Linked DNA regions of Homo sapiens: region 2 is linked to region 1. A link is a loop called in an ENCODE intact Hi-C map of the cell type or tissue named here. Cell type or tissue: B cell. All regions are shown on one strand. Each heading gives the region's core, and the rest is flanking DNA. Links, peaks and the distances in the headings are about the cores only.

Region 1 (10,301 bases), core at 4,875-7,374:
TATATGTTTAACAAAGAATATATGTTTAAGGCAGTTAACTTCAGAGTATTCTTATAATTGAATAATTGAAAGGTGATCACAGTATAAAATATAAAAACACTTGCCTAAAGCAGTTAGAAATTTCTTCAGATTAAGATAAAACAAATCATAAAATACTTTATATATTAGTACAAGTATACATAAAAATGGCATAAATGGCATAATTGAACCAATTACTGGATTCAACTATATTAAGACTATTTCCTTAAATCCTACTTCAGACTAAATTATTTTACCTACATTCTTTTCCATATTTTGGAACTTCTGAGTCATTATTTTCCATCTTGCACATTAAAATAATTTAAAATTACATGTATCCCTTCTCAATAAGTTTAATCAGCTAACCCTAAGCTAGAGGTCAAAATCTACTTCCTCTAATATCAAAACGAAAATTTAAAGTTTTCCAAATATTAATTCAATATTAATTGAATATTCAATGAATTAATTCATTTAATGTTAGATTAATTCATTGAATATTAATTCAATGAATGACTAATTAATAGTATTTTAACAAGATTTTGGTATATTTAACAACATTTTGGTAATAAAGACAATAATTTGAGAGTGTGTGGAAGTCCCCCTAATAGAAGCCAACTATCTAATCAATGCCAAAAGTGTGAACAAAATAGAGAAAGGAAGCAGTGAAAAAGAATGCAACTTTTTCTTACCATTCAAAGTACAGGATCACAGCATAAAAGAATCATAAGATAAAACATCAAACTACCCAGCAACCTGAGAAGCACAGAGTGTTAAAGCCTCCACCGTGTGGAGAAACTAAATTAGGGTAACTAGCTATTGAGTATATTGAGTACCTTCAAAGCACTCAACTGACAGGTTTTACAGACTGGAAATTATAATACTTATGACATTTCTACCTTTTATATAACCAATAATCTACCATAGAATGTAGTATTTTTAAAGCTATTAACAAGCAATATATTAAAATAATAATGTATTATATCTGTTTCTGACCCAGTCTATGTACAATATTGCTGGTGAGCCCTCTCCCTTCAGTGTGTCACTGTTCACTTTGGAGGGTTACTTTAGGAAGAGGATAAGTGTTACCACAGGGGAAAAAAATGCAGAAGAGGATGCATCAGAAGAAATGGCATGACAATGTTTTCTCTTAGTGTCTTTTAAATACTAGGTTAGTGCGAAAGTGATTTCTGCCATTTAAAAACCACAATCACTTTCGCACTAATAGCTCCTGAATAAGACCTGTCAGCATCCTTTAGTCTAAGGTGATGAGAAATCCATGTTACCGATATAGAAGCCAAACTCTAAGCCAAGATCACATAAAGAGAAGAAAAAGTACAACTTCTGATAATTCCTCTTTGAGAGGCATGACAGCAGAGCTCAGGGATCTTCTTGCATTTCTACAGAAGATGCACTGGCTGCCCTGGGTTTGTATCTTTCACAACAAAGAGTCTTTTCCAAGCACAGACCAGAGGTCAGGAGAGGACTGTCAATCCAGTTTGCACTGAAATAGGCATTAGCTGCCTCTAAATTATAAATTATCTCAGCCATCCCTTGTCCTTAGGATTAGTAATTAATGAAATGCTAAGAGAACTGATGAAAAGATACAACTGTTTCTTAAAAAGATTCAGACAAATTTATTATGGGTTTACTTTTCCTAATTAATAAAGACTTTTACATCATAGAAAGCATTACCTTCCTTAGGTTTCACAATTGGTTTTTCCTTAGGTGGAATAAATGCTTTGTTTCTTTCCTCTTGTCTCTTACTGATGGCTTCTGCTTGTTTAGCCTACATTAATAAATAAAAAATATATCAGTTAAATGTATTTATAGTTAAATAATTCAAGTATCTATGAACTTTGCTATTCATGTGAGCCAGACATAAAGTGCCGTACCTTTATTGCTTCCATTTTCTGCCGCTTCTTCTGATTTGCCTTCAAAAAGTATTCACCACTAGCCAATTCTTTATCGATCTGTTGAAAACGGTATTTACAATTACATCAGAAATAATGTAGAGGAGAAGTCATGTCCTAAGCAAGTCACAATATCCTTAGGGTAAAAACAATGGGGTCAAACTGATTTATTAATAAAAATGGTAGTGACATAAAGGAAACAGAGTCTAAGCTGAGGGGAATACATACACAAAAGTGTGGAGGTAGGAAAGCACCTCCATGGAATACAACCCAGAGTAGTTCAGGGATATGGCATGGAAGGTCACTGATTCAGAAAAGTGTGAGAAGAAACTGGAGAGAGAGTTTTGGGGAAAATTTGAAGAAGCTTCAATGGCAGACAAAGTAGGAGGGATAAGATTTAGAAATGACTGTAGGTTTCTGAGAAGACTGTAAAGACCAAAGAATAATTTTAATGGAGAGGAATGAAGAATAGATGAGAGCCTGGAATAAAGGTAGTGGCATGCAGAATAAAAGCCAGAACTATCAGGAATTGGTGACTAATTAGCAAAAGCAACAGCTTGTTCATTCAATATACAGCCAACATGTAAAATGTGTATAACTGACCTGTCTCCCACTTACATAGCATTATTATATCTAAGGCACTGTTCTAAGCTCTTTATAATTACTCATTTAATCCTCACTAACAATTCTTTAAGATAGGTATTACCATTACTCCCACTTTAGGTATGGGGAAACTTAAGTATGGATGGGATAAATAACTCGCCCAGTCACATAATGAATTAAGTGTTAAGAACAAGTCAATCGAGACATCACTGTTTCAAGAAGCTTACACAGCTACAGAAGAAAGATAAGTCAATTACTACAAGAAAGGGCCATAAGAAATAAGGCAGGTGTTATGGAAGCATGGTTTAATGACTGCATCACTCCACTTTCCCCCTAACTACTATCAATTTCCTCCATGATCCAAAACTTCCATTGTTTTTTCACTATGATCATCATTTTCCCCGTCAATCACAAATCTTCCCTGAAAGACTCCAACCATGGTTGTGGAAAAAAGAGATGTAGAAAGCAATGAGTTCACATGCTGAGCAGAAGTAGAAAGGGAAGGCTTTAGGATATAGCCAAGGAAGGGAATAATGAAGCAAGAACCCCCAGGAGACAGGTGAAGATGGAATTCAAAGAACACATAGAAGAGGCTGATGCAGGTGGAAGAAAACCCATACGTGAGAGAAGAGGAAACAGAAAGGGGTTCTTATCTGGTGGTCTCAAATATTTCAATAAAATGCAATGTCATATGCTAAACATGGGAGGGCACTGAGAGAATTAAGAGGAAACATGAATTTTGAATGAAATTAATCCAAAGATAAAACTTTCTCTAACTTAATTTGGTAGCCACGTTGCAAGGAAGAAGTCAAGTTTTTAGACTGATCCAAGTTTTAGAGCTTTGCTGAGAAGGTGGGACAGAAGTAAAAAGGGGCATGAATCAAAACAATGATGTGCAAGAACAAAATGGAAACTGGTCATGGTGGGAAAGGAAATGAAGCAGAAGACACCTGACAAAAGGAATCATAACTTAGAAAAACGGTGGGTGTTACAATTTACAATTTAAGATTTCAGAACAAGAACAACCATAGAGCACACAGTCACAATAATGTTGCCAAATCAGAGAAAAGAGTATTGCAGACTAAACGAACTTTTATCCATGGAACATTTACAGTGGCTACAGGGTCACAAACCTCCTGGATGCAGTTTATAATCAATGTGAACGCCCCACTGCACACCCCCATGCACTCAGCTCAAAATATGCCTATTTATATTTACCCTCAGTTTCTTATAGCTCTGCACACACACACACAATATATATATATACACATATCCCACCTGAAATACTTTCAATAAAGTTTCTGACCAAATACATTAAAATAGATTCTCCTTCATATGAAGTTCTACATTTAGTACTAACCTGACTTTCTGGTTGTGGTGGTGGGAATGGCGTATATTCTTTCTTAACAGTTTTTTTCTTTGGTTCCTTGCGTTTATTCACATTTTTGTGTTTGAACTGTGGCAAAAATCTCTCCCAACTTTGTGATCGTAATTCAGAATCTTTTGCCAACTCTCTCTTAATCATTAAGCTCTTTAGTCATGCAACAAAGTAAAAATTTTTACTTTCCAAAGTCACACATTTGTCAGACTCAGACATTATAAATATTGCTTCTATAAATAATAAAAGAAACAGTTCCTAGTTTCTTTGGTGAAATTAAACCAATTACATAAGCAAAAAGGTAGGTTATCACAAACATGTATAATTATTAGAAAACCATTAGAAATTTAATTACAAAATGCAGAATTGTTAAAATGAGACAAAAATAAAACTGAATTTTCAACCATTATTTCATTAAAACATTTAAAATGCCACTTATAAAAGCAGGGAGGGCTCTTAATTAGCTGATGTTCCCTGCAAGCAGGAAGTTTTCAGTAGCAACTGAAATATCACAGAAAAAGACAAAAGTAAACTTTCTCACGATTACAGAAAACCAGTATTTTCACATTTCCCTATTCCATTTAAATTTCAGACCATGGAACATCAGAGGATGCAAACCAGGGATCAGACACATAGTTTTGTTTTTGTCTGCAATATCCCAATATCCCAATGTAACTCAAAATCACTTTCCCCCAATCTAACAGTGACTTTATAACTTAAGTTCATCAAATTTAAGTGGATTGCTCAACAAACCCATCATAAAATAGTTCTATATACCATGGTTACATTTCCAAGAATAATCAAACTTTGTGCACACAGGGATATAACAGTTCTCTCTCAAAGGAGCTACAATTTGAGTGTTAAATTCATAAAAAGGTTTTAACGCAACATGAGATGTTCCAGATTTTAATAGAAAAAGGCAGATTTCCGAAAGATCATATCCTTAAATACATGGGTTCATAATCTAAGAAAACTGGATTGATATGATCTACAACAGATTCTGTGAAGCTTACTTTCATTGATTACAACTATATAACATATTACAGTATCCCCTTCAGTAGTTTTCACACTGTGCTCCACAGAGAGCTTCTAAGAAGTACCTACAAAACTGGGGTAGAATTAAGTAGGCTGAAGTCTACCCCTAATTTACCCAAAATAGCTCTGCTTTATCTGTTTGTGCATTAGAATTTCATAAAACATTTAATTTCAAGAAAGGTTTCTGTAGCTAAAAGAAGTATGATAATCACTGGTACAGTTATATATAATTACCACTCACTTTAATGTTATAAATTGGATGAATATTCTTCATAGTATCAAGGACTACTTTTCTAACCTGAAATTTGCAAAGAAAAATGAATTAGTCACAAGGATTTTAATGAGCTATGGAGAAGAGGATTAATACTGCAAAAATCAGGTAATGGGTACCAAATTAAATAATGTAATTAAATAATTAAGTAGTTCCTTCAACTGCTCTGAGTGGCTTCTCCATCTTTCATAAAGGCAGTCAATCTCCCTTGAATACAATACAGTTTCTCAATTACTGCTAAAATGTAGCACAGAGAACTAATACAACACTCTAAAGCAATGTGATTTAGGAGGAAGAGGGCTGGAATACAAGGACTGCCACTGCATACAGGAAAATCACTTTCCTGTTCCAGCTTTCTCATTTGTAATATAAGATAAAACCATATACCTCAAGACTCTCTTGTAAGAATTGTATTCAATATACTTAATTATTGCTCCATGAGAAAAGAGCAGACAATTTATGACAAAAAAGGCCAATAGGATTACTATTAAAGGCCCTGGAAAGGAAGCACAACCTCACAAGCCAGATCCAGACAGTAATAGTACCAAAAGGAGTTAACAGAAACAGCATTTGCTCCACAGATTTCCTCACCACATGTAATTTGAGAAGTTAAAGAAAATGTTCATGAAAAGTTATTAAACATTATACTAAAATTCAAACAAAAGAAACTACATCTTGAAGAAAAGTTTTCAGAGTGTGACCTCTACTGGCTGTATACACTACTGCAAATAACTGGATTTTTGCTCAATTTTCCCGTCATTTGGACATATGTAACTATACCATGTTCATACATGCTACAGACTGAAGATCTTAATGCTCATTTAAATTTTATAGTGGGAGGAGTAATAGTGTGCAGACCATCTAATTCAGAAATGGATGTCTCCATAGTTGCCAAGGTTGGCCAAAACATGTTAGGGTCCAGATATGATGATTCCCTTGAATTATATGACATAAAAAGTATTTACTAATGGGAAATCAAAGCACATTCTAAAGAAATAAAATTATAAAGCATTATCCAATAAACTATATTATAACCAAATTATTTGTTCTCTGCTGAAAATGAATCGAAGATAATACATAGTTCTCACCTCTTTTAAGCCACTAAAAGGTCCAATGGCTGAAACTGTGTTTCCCTGAACCATAATGTAACAATTAGTTAAGAGTTCCAATGCCTGTATCAAGAGATCAAGTTAAAATTCATTACTCTGAAAAAGTATTAAGGAAGAGACTCAAGTTTTCCACTAATTAAAAAATACCTTCAATGTAGATCCTTTGGGACCAATAAGCCGTTGTCTTCGTTTTACAAATCTCTCTTTATTCCTTACTAAAGAACCTATTTTAATGATGTCACATGCAACATCATCCTGAAGAATTCGTACTGCCTTTTGCAAAAAAAAAAAAAAAAAGAAGACATTATCAACATTTTTTACAATTACATTCATTTTCCAGGCCCACGCTATTGTTACCTAAGCACAAATATGAAAACTTGATGGTGGGATGTTATAGGTTAACACTGATGCAAACAAAGCAAAGTCTCTGTAATTCTAGATTTACCTGTTCAAATGAAACACTCCTTGCTAACAGTTTTATCAGATCTCTGGCCCTAATGATGATATATGGATCAAAAGTCTTCTTTGTAGTACAAACAGTCATGCTGCCTTCGATCAGGTCCAGGGTTGCATTAACATGCTACAGAAGGAAAGAGCAAACAAGCAGTTGTCTAAAAATGAGTTTTTTTAGATAATTATAAAGCCTCTCCTAACCAACCTATTAATTTCTGTCACCTCTCAATTCCTATCAATTACTTCCCTGAAGAAGCTAGGTAGTTAAGTATAAATAATGAATACTCAATTACTTTCACACTTTACAGACTATAAGAAACTGGAGCAATTGAAACCATTTACCCTTGGTTTTAGAATACTTTGTACCCACTGGAATATAGATTGCCTCTAATTTAAAAATTATAAATCAAACAAATGAGGTCATACTTAAAATCTGACTAAGGTAAAAATGTAAAGCTGTACAGCTTCCCTATTCTGGACCCAGCTCCAGTCTACCATCTGCTCCATTGGGTAAGAATTGACTTTCCCTTTCAAACTTTTTTCGAGCTAATTAGGGGACTAAATACAAAGTAAAAGCAAATTATCATAGTTTCAGAAAAAAGCAATGATTAGAAAACTTAAGCATTAACTTTCAACAGGAAAAAACAGATTTCAACAAAGCGAATTAAAATGCTATTTTCTCACTTGTGAGCATAATCTCAAGAATATTTCAACATAGTTAAGTGCTGAACAATTCAACATATGGTTGAGTCTCTATGAGTTTACAAAAAAAAAATGAGCTCAATCCCAGATGCAGCTACAAAACACAACCTGCAGCTTGCTGAGCCACCTTCACCCACAATGGCACAACCAACTCCAGAGCAGTCCCACAGTTAGAAACACATTTTATATCACAACCTAATACATATACACACACACACAAACAAAGCCAATATCAAAAAAAGATACTTTTACCATGTGATATGTCATTTTCTAAAGGCTCATTATAGCCATTAAATTGACTTCTCAATACACTAATGGGTTTCAATCCCCAGTTTGAAAAAAAAAATGCAGTTATCTAGGGGCATAGCATCAGCAATAAACAAGGAAAAGTTGGACACATCCACATCTTCCATTTAAGATGAAAGGTAATCAATTAGAAACATGACTCAGCTCAGACTGGGACAGATACATGACAACTATCATGGCCTGGAGCAGGCATACTGAAATTGGGACTTCACAGGTGAATTTCAGACAGTTGTGAAGCTCCTAAAATATTAAAGGTATGTAAATTTTTCAAAGTAATTTATTACTCATAAAATTAAAACAAATGAACATTAGGTAAGAAGAAAACTTACTTAAATAGTTTAGAATACCAAAGGAACCAAAGTAACCAGCTATGTTAGCACCATTAAAAAAAAAAAAAAAGCATTAGCATACATACATTTAAAGGCATAAGCAAGAGCAAAGTCTCAAATAAATGTATTGATATAAGATACACATACATGTTCATTTAAGGCTTTCTGCACCAATGGCCAACACTCTTTCAAGTAAGCTTCCCTGTATTTTGGGAACAAAGTTGCGAAACTGCTCTCCTCCAAAAGTCCTCTGGGATTGTCCTCTTTGGAAAAAGCTGGTTCCTTCCAACCATCAGGAACCGTAAGGAGTTCTGATTCATCTACAGAAAGGAAAAAATTTACACATCACATTTTAACTGTCTTTTGGACATACACATCACATTTTAACTGTCTTTTGGACACTTTATGAACATCCTATGCACATATTCACAAACCTTCCAATACTCCTTGCATTTCCTTTTCCCCTGCTTTTTATATTATTCAAGAGTCAAAGAACGTTCCTCTGTCATTATCATCAATTCTCTGTATTAAAATTATCTGTACACATTTCAGTTGCCTCATATGACAAAGTTCCTTAAGAGCAGAAACCCTCTTCACACTAGTTGGCATATGCCAGGCAGATAGTGAGTACTCCAGAAACATGTACTGCACTACACTATCATAAAATTGAAGATTTGAATGCCATTTTGGTTAGTATTTTAAATACAATTAACCTTTCTGACTTTCCTGGAGTGTATGGAATCTGGATGTATGTGTTTGTGTAAAACTTCTGAAAGAGAATTCTAGTTTATCTTTCAGTTAATAATCACTGGTAATTCTAGATTTTCCTAAGCATTTTGAGTGCCTTATTTCCATACGCCTTTCATCGTAACTATAAAAGGTAGAATCTGTATTATTATTCTCATTTTATAGAAGATGGTCTAAAAAGGTTAAGTGACTTGCCTAAGGGAACACAAAGCTCACTCAGCCTGGGACTCCTTTCACTACAAGAAAATGCCTCCTAAGGGCCGTAAATTATCTTCTGAATCATTTATTTAAAAAACTCTTGATCTTGAATTTGAAGAACTCCTTAATTTCAATAGCTATACTCTAATTCAGTTATACTCAAAGGTATGATCCATAGACTTGCAGTATCAGCACAAACTGTAAGTCTGTCAGAAATGCAATTATTGGGCCCCACTACAGACCTACTGAATGAGAATCTCTTCGACGAGGGACAAGAATCTGTGTTTTACCATGCTCAACAGGAGACTCTTAAGCACGGTAAAGTTTGAAAAACACGTCATTACCCTATGTTAGCAGCCTCAGACAGGTAAACTTTCTGCTTATACTCACATCCACGTTGCTATTTCTGGTTCAAATCACAGACAATTGGCTAGTCTTCATATAAAGGATTCTCCAATGTCCTTTAAAGAACACGAATTCCACAAAAGTGATTACTTATATACTATACACATTTCTTTTTTTTTTTTTTTTTTTAAAGACAGGGCCTCGCTCTGTCACCCAGGCTGGAGTGCAATGGCTCCATCCCAGCTCACTGCAGCCTGGACCTCCTGGACTCAAGCGATCTATTCTCTTGCCTCAGCCTCACAAGTAGCTGGTACTACAGGCATGTGCCATCATGTCCGGCTAATTTTTTTTTTTTTTTTGTAGCGAAAGGGTTTTGCCATGTTGACCAGACTGGTCTCCTGGGCTCAAGCAATCCCCCCTCCTCAGCTTGCCAAAGTGCTGGGATTACAGGTGTGAGTCACTGCAACTAGTTACTTACAATGTTTACCTGACGAAGTCCCTATCCAATTTAAACACTTCAAAGGCTATGGATAATTTTTTTTAAAATCCCCACTACAACCTCAGGAAAAAAACTGACAAAAGAAATACTCAGGAGTTTCACAATTAAGGAAGCCTCAAAACATGTGAAAAGATATGCAACCTCATAGGTGATCAGAAAATGCAAACTAAAACTGCAACCAAATACCATTTCATAACTACCAAAATGACAGAAATTCAAAATTCAGATAACATGTATTCATACTAATGTAAGGCAATGACAACTTTCGTCCACTCCTAGTGGGAACAAAACTGACACTAGCACTTTGGAAAAAAGTTAGCATTACTTACACACACCCTACACTTCAGTGATTCCAATCCTATGTTCACAACCTAGAGAAACCCTTGAACATGTTAACC
Region 2 (10,301 bases), core at 3,302-5,801, 68 kb before region 1:
CTAGGCCTCCAGGCCTGTGATGGGAGGGGCTCTGGTGAAAACTCTTGACACAGACTGGAGACATTTTCCCCATTGTCTTGGAGATTAACATTCATCTCCTCATTACTTATGCAAGTTTCTGCAGCCAGCTTCAATTTCTCCTCAGAAGATAGGTTTTTCTTTCTATCACGTTGACAGGCTGCAAATTTTCCAAACTTTTATGCTCTGTTTCTTTCATAAAACAACCCAAGTCACCTCTTGAAAGCTTTACTGCTTAGAAATTTCTTCCTCCATGTGAGAAATGGGAGTTCTTTTTCAAAGATTATAAAAAGTCACAATTTCTTACTATAAGATTGCTATATATATATAGTGGATTATATATATATATATAGTGGATTATATATATATAGTGGATTATTTATATATATATATATATAATGGATTTTATATATATATATAATGGATTATATATATATATTCCAAATCAGCTGTCCTAGCTTGCTCCGGCATGCCTGGACAGAAGTAGACAAGCCCCAGCCCATAGTGCATGCCACTCCTTATTTGGAGATGCTTCCTTAAGTATCCCTGGGCAACTTCCTTTTCTTTCTTTGTTCTATTCCCCTTACCTAATTAAGAAAGTTTTAAACTAATAACCAATCAGGTAAAGTGTAAAATGTGAGGTCCTATTCCAGCCAATGAAAACTGGACACAGCAGTAGGGTAGACATGTCAGGTTATAAATTACTCTGTCTCCTTTGTTTGGTGTGCTCTCGTGGCTGGATGGCTACTGAGTAGCACCCTTTCTGCAGAAAGTAAAGCTCACCTGGCTGAGAGATTGTTTGTTCCTGCATTCTTTTTTTTTTTTTTTTTCGACACCAAAAACTTCATTCCCAACATCCAGATGTCCTAAATGATCTCTCTCAAGTTCAAAGTTCCACAAATCTCTAGGGCAGGGGCAAAATGCCACCAGTCTCTTAGATAAAACATAGCAAGAGTCACCTTTACTCCAGTTCCCAACAAGTTCTTCAACCCCATCTGAGACCACCTCAGCCTGGACCTTATTGTTCATATCACTATCAGCATTTTGGTCAAAGCCATTCAAGAAGTCTCTAGGAAGTTCCAAACTTTCCCACATCTTCCTGTCTTCTTCTGAGCCTTCCAAATGGTTCCAACCTCTGCCTGTTACCCGGTTCCAAAGTCACTTCCACATTTTCAGGTATCTTTTCAGCAATGACTCATTCTAACTGGTACTAATTTACTGTATTAATCCATTTTCACGCCACTGATAAAGACCTACCCAAGACTGGGCATTTTACAAAAGAAAGAGATTTATTGGACTTACAGTTCCACCTGGCTGGAGGGGCCTCACAATCATGGCAGAAGGCAAGGAGGAGCAAGTCACATCTTGCATGGATGGCAGCAGGCAGAGAGAGAGCTTATGTAGAGAAACTCCCATTTTAAAAACCATCAGGTCTCATAAGACCCATTCACTATCACAAGAACAGCATGGGAAAGACCCACCCCCATGATTCAATCATCTCCTACTGCGTCCCTCCCACAACTCATGGGAATTATGGGAGCTACTGATGAGATTTGGGTAGCGATACAGAACCAAATCATATCACTACCCAAAGGAAAAGAAATAATTGTATTGAAAAGACACCTGCATCCATATGTTTATCACAGCACTATTCCAAAGACGAAGTCATGAAATCAACTCAAGTGGCAGGTATGTAATGTCCCTGTTATTTCCGATTGCGTTTATTTGAATTGTCTCTTTTATTCATGGTTATTCTAACCAACAGTCTATCAATATTTTTTATCTTTTCAAAGAGCCAATTTTTCATTTTTTGCTCCTTTGTATCATTTTTTTGGTCTCCATCTCATTTAGTTCTGCTTTGATCTTTTATTTCTTTTCTCTGCTAGCTTTAGGTTTTGTTTGTTTTTGTTTTTCTAGGTTTTTTTTTTTTTTTTTTTTAGGTACAATGTTAGATTGTTAATTTGAGATCTTCCTATCTCTTTAATGTAGGCATTTAACACTATAAACTTTCCTCTTAGAACTGCTTTTGCTGTATCCCAGAGGTTTTGGTATGTTGTGTATCTAGTTTCAAAATTTTTTATTGATTTCTGCCTTAATTTCATTGTTTACCCAAAGATCATTCAGGAGCAAGTTGTTTAATTTCCATGTATTTGTATAGTTTTGAGATTTCCTCTTGGTATTGATTTCTAATTTTATTCCACCCTGGTCCAAGAAGATACTTGATATGATTTTGATTTTTTTAAATGTATTAAGACTTGCTTTATGGCCAAGTATATGGTCTATTTTAGAGAATGTTCTATGTACTGATGAGAGAAATATATATTCTGCAGTTATTGTGCACTGTTCTGTAAATGTCTATTAGGTCTAGTTGGTTTAGAGTCATTTCAGTCTAGACTTTCTTTGTTGATTTTCTGCCTCCATAATCTGTCTAGTATTGTCAGTCAGGTATTGAAGCCCAACACTATTATTTTTTTTTTTTTTTTGAGGCGGAGTCTTGCTCTTTCGCTCAGGCTGGAGTGCAGTGGCGCTATCTCAGCTCACTGCAAGCTCCGCCTCCCGGGTTCATGCGATTCTCCTGCCTCAGCCTCCCGAGTAGCTGGGACTACAGGTGCCCACCACCATGTCCGGCTAATTTTTTGCATTTTTAGTAGAGACAGAGTTTCACCATGTTAGCCAGGATGGTCTCGATCTCCTGACCTCGTGATCCGCCTGCCTCGGCCTCCCAAAGTGCTGGGATTACAGGCGTGAGCCACCGCACCCGGCCTCACCACTATTATTTTATTGCTGTTGATCTCTTTTCTTACATCTAGGAATATTAGTTTTATGAATCTGGGTGCTCCAGTTTGGGGTACATATATACTTAAGGTTGTTATATCTCCTTATTGAATTGATCCCTTTATCATTATATAATGATCTTCTTTGTCTTTTTTTTTTTTTTTTTTTTTTTACTGTTGTTGATTTAAAGTCTATTTTATCTGATATAAGTATAGCTACTCCTGCTCACTTTTGGTTTCCATTTGCATGGGATATTTTTCTCACCCCTGTACTTTGAGTCTTTACTCATTAGGTGGCATTCTTGTAAGCAGCATATGGTTGAATTTGTCTTTTTATTCAATTCACCAGTCTAAATTTTTAAAGTGGAGCATTCAGTTCATTGACATTCAAGATTAATATTGATATGTGAGGTTTTATTCTTGTCATAATGTTAATTGTTACCTAGTTGCTTTCTAGTCTTATAATTGCTTTATAAGACCCATGAGTTTTCTTTTGTGTTCTTTTATAATGGCAAATATTATCCTTTTGTTTCTATGTTTAGAATTTCTGTGAGAATTTCTTTTAGGGCCAGGCTAGTGTTAACAAATTCCCTTAGCATTTGCATGTCTGAGAACTACTTCATTTATCCTTCATTTATGAAACTTGGCTTAGGAGGATACAGAATTCTTGGCTGGCAGTTCCTTTCTTTAAGAAGATTAAAAATGGAACCCCAATGTCCTCTGACTTGTAAGGTTTATGCTGAGAAGTCTGCTGTTAGTCTGATGGGATTTCCTTTATAAGTTATTATATGTTTCTCTCCTGCTGCTTTTAGGATTTTTTCCTTCACATTGACTTGAATAGTCTGAAGACTATATACCTTGATGAGGTATATCTTGTAGAGTATCTTCTAGGGATTCTCTTTGCTTCTTGTATCTGAATGCCTAATTCTCTAGCAAGACTAGGGACGGTTTCCCAAATTGTTCCCTTGGATAGGTTTTCCAAGCTTTTTACTTCTTCTTCTTCTTGCTTAAGATTGCCTATAACTCATAGGTTTGGTCACTTTACATAATCCCATATTTCTTGAAGGCTTTGTTTATTTATTTTATTTTATTTTTTAAATTTTTGTCTGCCTAGGTTAAATCAAAGGATTGGTCTTCGAGCTCTAAAAGTCTTTCTTATGCTTGTTCCAGTCTATTGTTAAAGCTTTCAGTTGTATTTTGTAACTCCTTCAATAATTTTTTTTATTTCCAGAAGTTCAGTTTGCTTTTTAATATGTATTTCTTTAGTAATTGTTTATTCATATTCTGAGTTTTTTTCTGATTTCGTGTTGGTTTTCAACTTTATCTTGGACCTCATTGAGCTTCCTTACAATACATATTTTAAATTCTTTATCTGTCATTTTAGAATTTTCATTTTGATTAAGATCCATTGCTAGAGAGCTAGTATGATCCTTTGGGAGTGTTGAAACACTGGTTTTTTATACTGTTGGAATTCTTACGCTGATTCCTTCTCATCTGAGGAAGCTATCATTTTTTATTTTTGAATTTACTTTCTTTTGAATGACACTTTTTTTCCCTCGAGGGTGTGACTGTAGTAATGTATATTGTGTATAATCATTTGGCTTTGATTCTGGGTGCTTTCAGTGAGCCAAGGTTCTGTATGAGTTCCTTAGTTATAGATAGCTTTTGTGTGGTGGCTTTCTTAAATGCTGATTGTAGTAGCAATGTATTGGGTATATAAGCAGGCTCACTACCTTCTGCCGGGCTGAGAGTGCAGAGGCCTCAGGAAGCTTATCTCATTCCCTAGCACTGTGCTCTTCAGTCAGCAGGTTTTATATTTGGTTGGGCACTTCAATTTCCAGTCCAGTAGGTGGTGCTTATGGGTAAAAGCTGGCTACCACAGAGGTTGATGCCTATGTTCTTTTTCTTTGTTCACTGGGAGGGGATTTCTGTTGTCACAGGCAGTTGGCTGGTCTGTGGACTACTCAATGCCCTGAGTTCCTCACTCAGCCCAGAGCAAGGGACAAATTTGGGCAGAGCTGGACTTCCAAACTCGTCTTTGAATACCCCAGTTACTAGTGGAAGCACCCACCCTGATGGGGCAGGGGGGCAGAGAGGGGCTCAGGGTCCTGAGGTCTCCACTATGGGGGGATAAAGGAGGCTGCACTAAACAAGAAGACAGTCTGCTTCCCTATCACACACCTGTCCAGGGGCTTTTGTTATTTGGTTCAAATAGATATTGTCCTTATCCTCAGCCCACAATTCAGCTGAGGTCAAGAAACATTCCCATTCCATGGCTACTCCTGAAATGGCCTTGGGGCAGAACCTCTTCCCTCAAACCTTAACAGACAGCTCTGCAACTCACTTGCACTCTGCCATAGGAATGCGAATGCTCCACATTGGGATGGGCCCCACCCTTTGTGCAAGCTTAGGCCAGTAGGCACACCATCTGTGGGGGTGAATTAACCCTCAATAGCCCTAGAAATGTTCTCCCCAGGTGCTGTTGTGCCAATTCCCAGCAGGGACAGCTGCTACTGTGTCAATTCCCAGCAGGGACATCCACAGCAGTAGATGAGGGGTGGAGGAGACCTTATTTCCACATCCGTTCCAGGCACTGGTACTGCCTGGCTGCTGTGGTGGAACCACCCTCCTCCCCTACAGAGCCCAACACCACACCCATTTCTCCGCTGGGAGGGGCACAATCATCGTCTTCTCACAAGCAGGGAGCTCTCAGGCAGATGAGAGTGCACAGTCTGGTTTCCTTTGTCCCAAAGGGTGCTTTGGCACTCTCTCCCTTTGGTGTGGGTGAGGGTGGGATTTTTGATCTGCAGTTGGCTGTATCCACAGACACAGCACCTGCAGATATGGAGGGCCAACTGTACTGCCTCTATGCTGGAACTTTAGCTGCACCTTCAAAAGACTATCCTAATGGTTTATCGGCCAGCAATTTCTACATAGTGTGATGTATAATACAACCAGTGGGTTCCACAGTCAGGACACCCCTCCTGAAACTCCTTTACTGCAAAGTGATACCTCTGATTGGATGCTTGCTTCTGTGGGATTCTATGCCTGTGAATCAGGAACTCAGTAAATCCCCAAATTGTGGTGTTGGCTAAGACTCTGAGGGCTGGAAAGTCAAATTCATATCCAGAATGGGTGTCAGAACAGGTATCTGTTTCAACGAGAAAGAACTATTGACTTTTCCACGATGGAAGGGGACTAATATAGTCAATTTATTACAAAATGCCAGTTGGTCTTTTCAAATAGTAGCATGGTGGGGACTCATCTACATTGTTGATAGGTCATACATACAGAGGTATTTGGATCAGCCTCAATAAGTGGGAGTTCATACAAACAGACTTATGTGTTGCATTCATGCATTCCATTTGCCTGTAATACTTATTCTGGGTAGAAAAAGGACCAAGGCTGACTAATGTCAACTGGTTGAGTCATTTTGTCTATTGATTATTCAGTGGCTCTGATAGGCATTAATCTATAGAAACTTTTCACACACCATTCCCACTCCCATATCTCCACTCATATGTCATTGGCCCAGACCCTCTTATTTCTGATCTTCCAATTCTTTTATTTCTAAACCCCTGAACTCTGGCCAGGCATTTGCCACAGTTCACACTTATTTTCACCTCAGGCCACTTCTGCTTTCATACAAAGTGAATGGCCAGGTACACCCAAAGTTCCACCTTGAAAATGTTCTCTCACCACTGTCTTTCAAGGCCGCCGCCCCTGAGTATGGCTGTAATGTAGCCATTGTCCATTTTCAGCTTGTACCCACCTGTCAAGCCAACCAACTGATAAACCAAGAATGAACTTTTTTTCATTTCCTTTATCTAGTGGGACAGGAACCCATCTCTCATATGGTGCTAAGTGAGAGCTGAAAGAAGATTACTGGTACAACTGTGGTGGGTGATATGGAGCTCTAGCTTGTCTGCTTACGTAGTTTACTTATGCCCTCTGTTTCTACTTAGATACAATCTTAAATGTACCATTTACATCTTATAGATATGTTGTAACTGGAACTGCCTAACTTTATGATTCAATCTGACAAAACACAAATCATGATGGATGGTTCTGGACACATGGTCACTTGGTATCCTATCAGTTTCTATGCTTCTGTCTTTGTAATAGAGAATACAAATGCAGCAATTTGTGCATCAGCATCTTCCTGACCCCTGAATTTCTAAAGTTCTTATTGAAGTGACAGATTCCTCTGGAGTGCATATGCCTTACCAAGACCTCTAGTATGCTAGTCACTTCTTGCTCATCCTGCCAGATCAGCATGATGCCATTAATATAATAAATCAATTTGAAATTGTACAGGATTCCAGACAGTCCAGATCTCTTCTAAATATTTTCTGTCAGTGGGTAGAACTGTTAACATAGCTCTAGGGCAAAATTTTATTCTTTCCATGTGAGTGCAAACTATTTCTGATTCTCTTGATTGATTAGGATTAAAAAAACACATTTGCCAAACTAATGCTGCATACTATATATCTGAGGCCTTATTAATCTGCTCAAGCAATAATACAACATTCAGCATGGCAGCTATGACTGGTTCTATTACTTGGTTGACCTTGTGGTAGTCCACAGGTTTCCTCCAAGATCCATCTATTTTCAGCAGGGACCAGACTGGTCCATTAAAAATACATAGGATAGGCCAGGTATTGTGGTTCATGCTTATAATCCTAGCACTTTGGGAGGCTGAGGTAAGTGGATTGCCTGAGCACAGGAGTTTGGGACCGACCTGGGCAACATGGTGAGACCCCACCTCTACTAAAAATACAAAAAATTAGCCAGGTGTGGTGGTGCATGCCTGTAATACCAGGTACTCAGGAGACTGAGGTACGAGAATCACTTGAATCTGGGAGGTGGAGGTTGCAGTGAGCTGAGATTGCGCCACTTCACTCCAGCCTGAGCAACAGAGTGAGACTCTGTGATATAGTTTGGCTGTGTCCCCGCCCAAATCTCAATTTGAATTGTATCTCCCAGAATCCCCATGTGTTCTGGGAGGGACCCAGGGGGAGGTAATTGAATAATGGAGGCCAGTCTTTCCCATGCTATTCTTGTGATAGAGAATAAGCCTCACGAGATCTGATGGGTTTTTCAGGAGTTTCTCCTTTTGCTTCTTTTTCATTTTCTCTTGCTACCACCATGTAAGAAGTGCATTTGCCTCTCGCCATGATTCTGAGGCCTCCCCAGCCATGTGGAGGTATAAGTCCAATTAAACCTCTTTTTCTTCCCAGTCTCAGGTGTGTTTTTATCAGCAGCATGAAAAAGACTAATTCAGTAAATTGGTACCAGTAGAGTGGGGCATTGCTAAAAAGATACCCAAAAATGTGGAAGCTACTTTGGAACTGGGTAACAGGCAGAGGTTGGAACAGTTTGGAGGGCTCAGAAGAAGACAGAAAAATGTGGGAAAGTTAGAGATTTGGTGAATGGCTTTGACCAAAATGCTGATAGCAATATGGACAATAAGGTCCAGGCTGATGTGGTCTCAGATGGAGATGAGGAACTTGTTGGGAACTGGAGTAAAGGTGACTCTTGTTATGTTTTAGCAAAGAGACTGGCGGCATTTTGCCCCTGCTCTAAAGATTTGTGGAAGTTTGAACTTGAGAAATATGATTTAGGGTATTTGGTGGGAGAAATTTCTAAGCAGCAAAGCAAGAGGTGACTTGGGTGCTGTTAAAGGCATTCAGTTTTATAAGGGAGGCAGAGCATAAAAGTTTGGAAAATTTGCAGCCTGACTAATTTCTTCTGGGGAGAAATTGAAGCTGGCTGCAGAAATTTGCATAAGTAGCAAGAATTCTAATGTTAATCTCCAAAACAATGGGGAAAATATCTCCAGGCCATGTCAGAGACCTTTGTGGAAGCCCCTCCCATCACAGGCCAGTAGGAAAAAGTGGTTTTGTGGGCTGGGCCCAGGGTCCCCGTGCTGTGTGCAGTCTAGGAACTTGGTACCCTGTGTCCCAGCTGCTCCAGCCGTGGCTGAAAGGGGCCAAGGTACAGCTGGGGCTGTTGCTTCAGAGGGTAGAAGCCTCAAGCCTTGGCAGCTTCCATGTAGTGTTGAGCCTGTGGGTACACAGAAGTCAAGAATTGAGGTTTGGGAACTTCAGCCTAGATTTCAGAAGATGTATGGAAATAACTGGATGCCCAGGCAAAAGATTGCTGCAAGGGCGGGGCCCTCATTGAGAACCTCTGCTAGGGCAGTGAGGAAGAAAATGTGGCATCAGAGACCCCACACAGAGTCCCTACTGAGGAACCACCTAGTGGAGCTGTGAGAAAAGGACCACTGTCCTCCAGACCCCAGAATGGTAGATCTACCAACAGCTTGCACCATGCACCTGGAAAAGCCACAGATACTTAATGCCAGCCCATGAAAGCAGCTGGGAGAGAGGCTGTACCCCGCAAAGCCACAGGGGCACAGCTGCCCAAGACCATGGGAACCTACCTCTTGCATCAGGGTAACCTGGATGTGAAACATAAAGTCAAAGGAGATCATTTTGGAGCTTTAAAATTTGACTGCCCTGCTGGATTTCAGACTTGCATGGGCCCTGTAACCCCTTTGTTACACCCAATTCCTCCCATTTGGAATGGCTGTATTTACCCAATACCTGTACCCCCATTGTATCTAGGAAGTAACTAGCTTGCTTTTGATTTTACAGGCTCACAGAAGGAAGAGACTTGCCTTGTCTCAGATGAGACTTTGGACTGTGGACTTTTGAGTTAATGCTTAAACGAGTTAAGACTTTGGGGGACTGTTGGGAAGGCATGAATGGTTTTGAAATGCGAGGACATGAGATTTGGAGGGTACATCTTTATCAGCAGTGTGAAAACAGACTAATACACTCTGTCTCCAAAATATATATGATAGGGACTACCATTCCTCCGATTTTAGATCTTTAAAGGGGAACAAATCTCTGTCATATCTTCAGGAAACAATATTGTTTTTTATTTTCTGTCTTTAAGCTTGGTAATGTCAGAGGCTGTGTCTTCCTCCACAGCCAAGGACCCAATGTCGAAGACTATCCAATAGTAAATTGGAGAGCCAGAGAAATGACCATGCAGTAAATCTGCAAACCAAATGGACCCACTGCAAGATAAACTTTAGCTAGTAATATTTTACCTTGCCCCATTCACCTCCATGTAACAGGGCCCATGGTGATACTTTGGCTCTCTGCATATCAATGTCAACCCAGATCCTGTGTCCAATAGTCTCCCAACTGTGTGTATATTCTCCTTTTCAAGTACTTATTCACCACATAAATGTCCATGGATCCCTTTGGGAAAGACTAGACAAATCTTTAGAGTACATACAGAAGGGGGTTACTAAGGAATCTTTAAAGTACGTACCAGTGGCGTTTTTCCAAGGAATTCAGCCACCTCTTTAGTCTGTAGGTTCCAGGTCTGAAAACTGTCTGAAATCCAGTAATTAAGCAAGGGATCATGATTTTTTACGACTTACTTCCTTGAACCACTGCTAAAACCAGCTGTGCTAGTTCAGATTCTCCAATA

What was found. Peaks named below come from ENCODE experiments on the same cell type or tissue, not always from the same donor. Only the 100,000 strongest peaks of a DNase experiment are listed, where the experiment ranks them.
Region 2: a loop joins it to region 1, with 15 times the contacts of the local background. A loop is called at or near these places in 11 of 110 quality-filtered maps.

What each region holds. Positions count from the first base shown.
Region 1 is chr12:75,500,013-75,510,313 of GRCh38, forward strand. KRR1 (KRR1 small subunit processome component) reads right to left here. Exons shown (of 10, transcript NM_007043.7): 2 at 8,262-8,434; 3 at 6,770-6,904; 4 at 6,472-6,597; 5 at 6,304-6,387; 6 at 5,186-5,242; 7 at 3,892-4,062; 8 at 1,911-1,988; 9 at 1,711-1,804. GLIPR1 (GLI pathogenesis related 1) reads left to right here. Exons shown (of 6, transcript NM_006851.3): 6 at 1-3,851. Among named protein-coding and RNA genes, the nearest start is that of KRR1, 6.4 kb to the right of the region's middle. In B cell, for the core only: CTCF peaks have their summits at 5,941 (motif pointing left) and 6,141; a DNase peak (open chromatin) is centred at 5,929; H3K27ac peaks cover 563 bases.
Region 2 is chr12:75,433,117-75,443,417 of GRCh38, forward strand. No RefSeq gene overlaps it. Among named protein-coding and RNA genes, the nearest start is that of GLIPR1, 42 kb to the right of the region's middle. In B cell, for the core only: a CTCF peak has its summit at 4,645 (motif pointing right); a DNase peak (open chromatin) is centred at 4,675.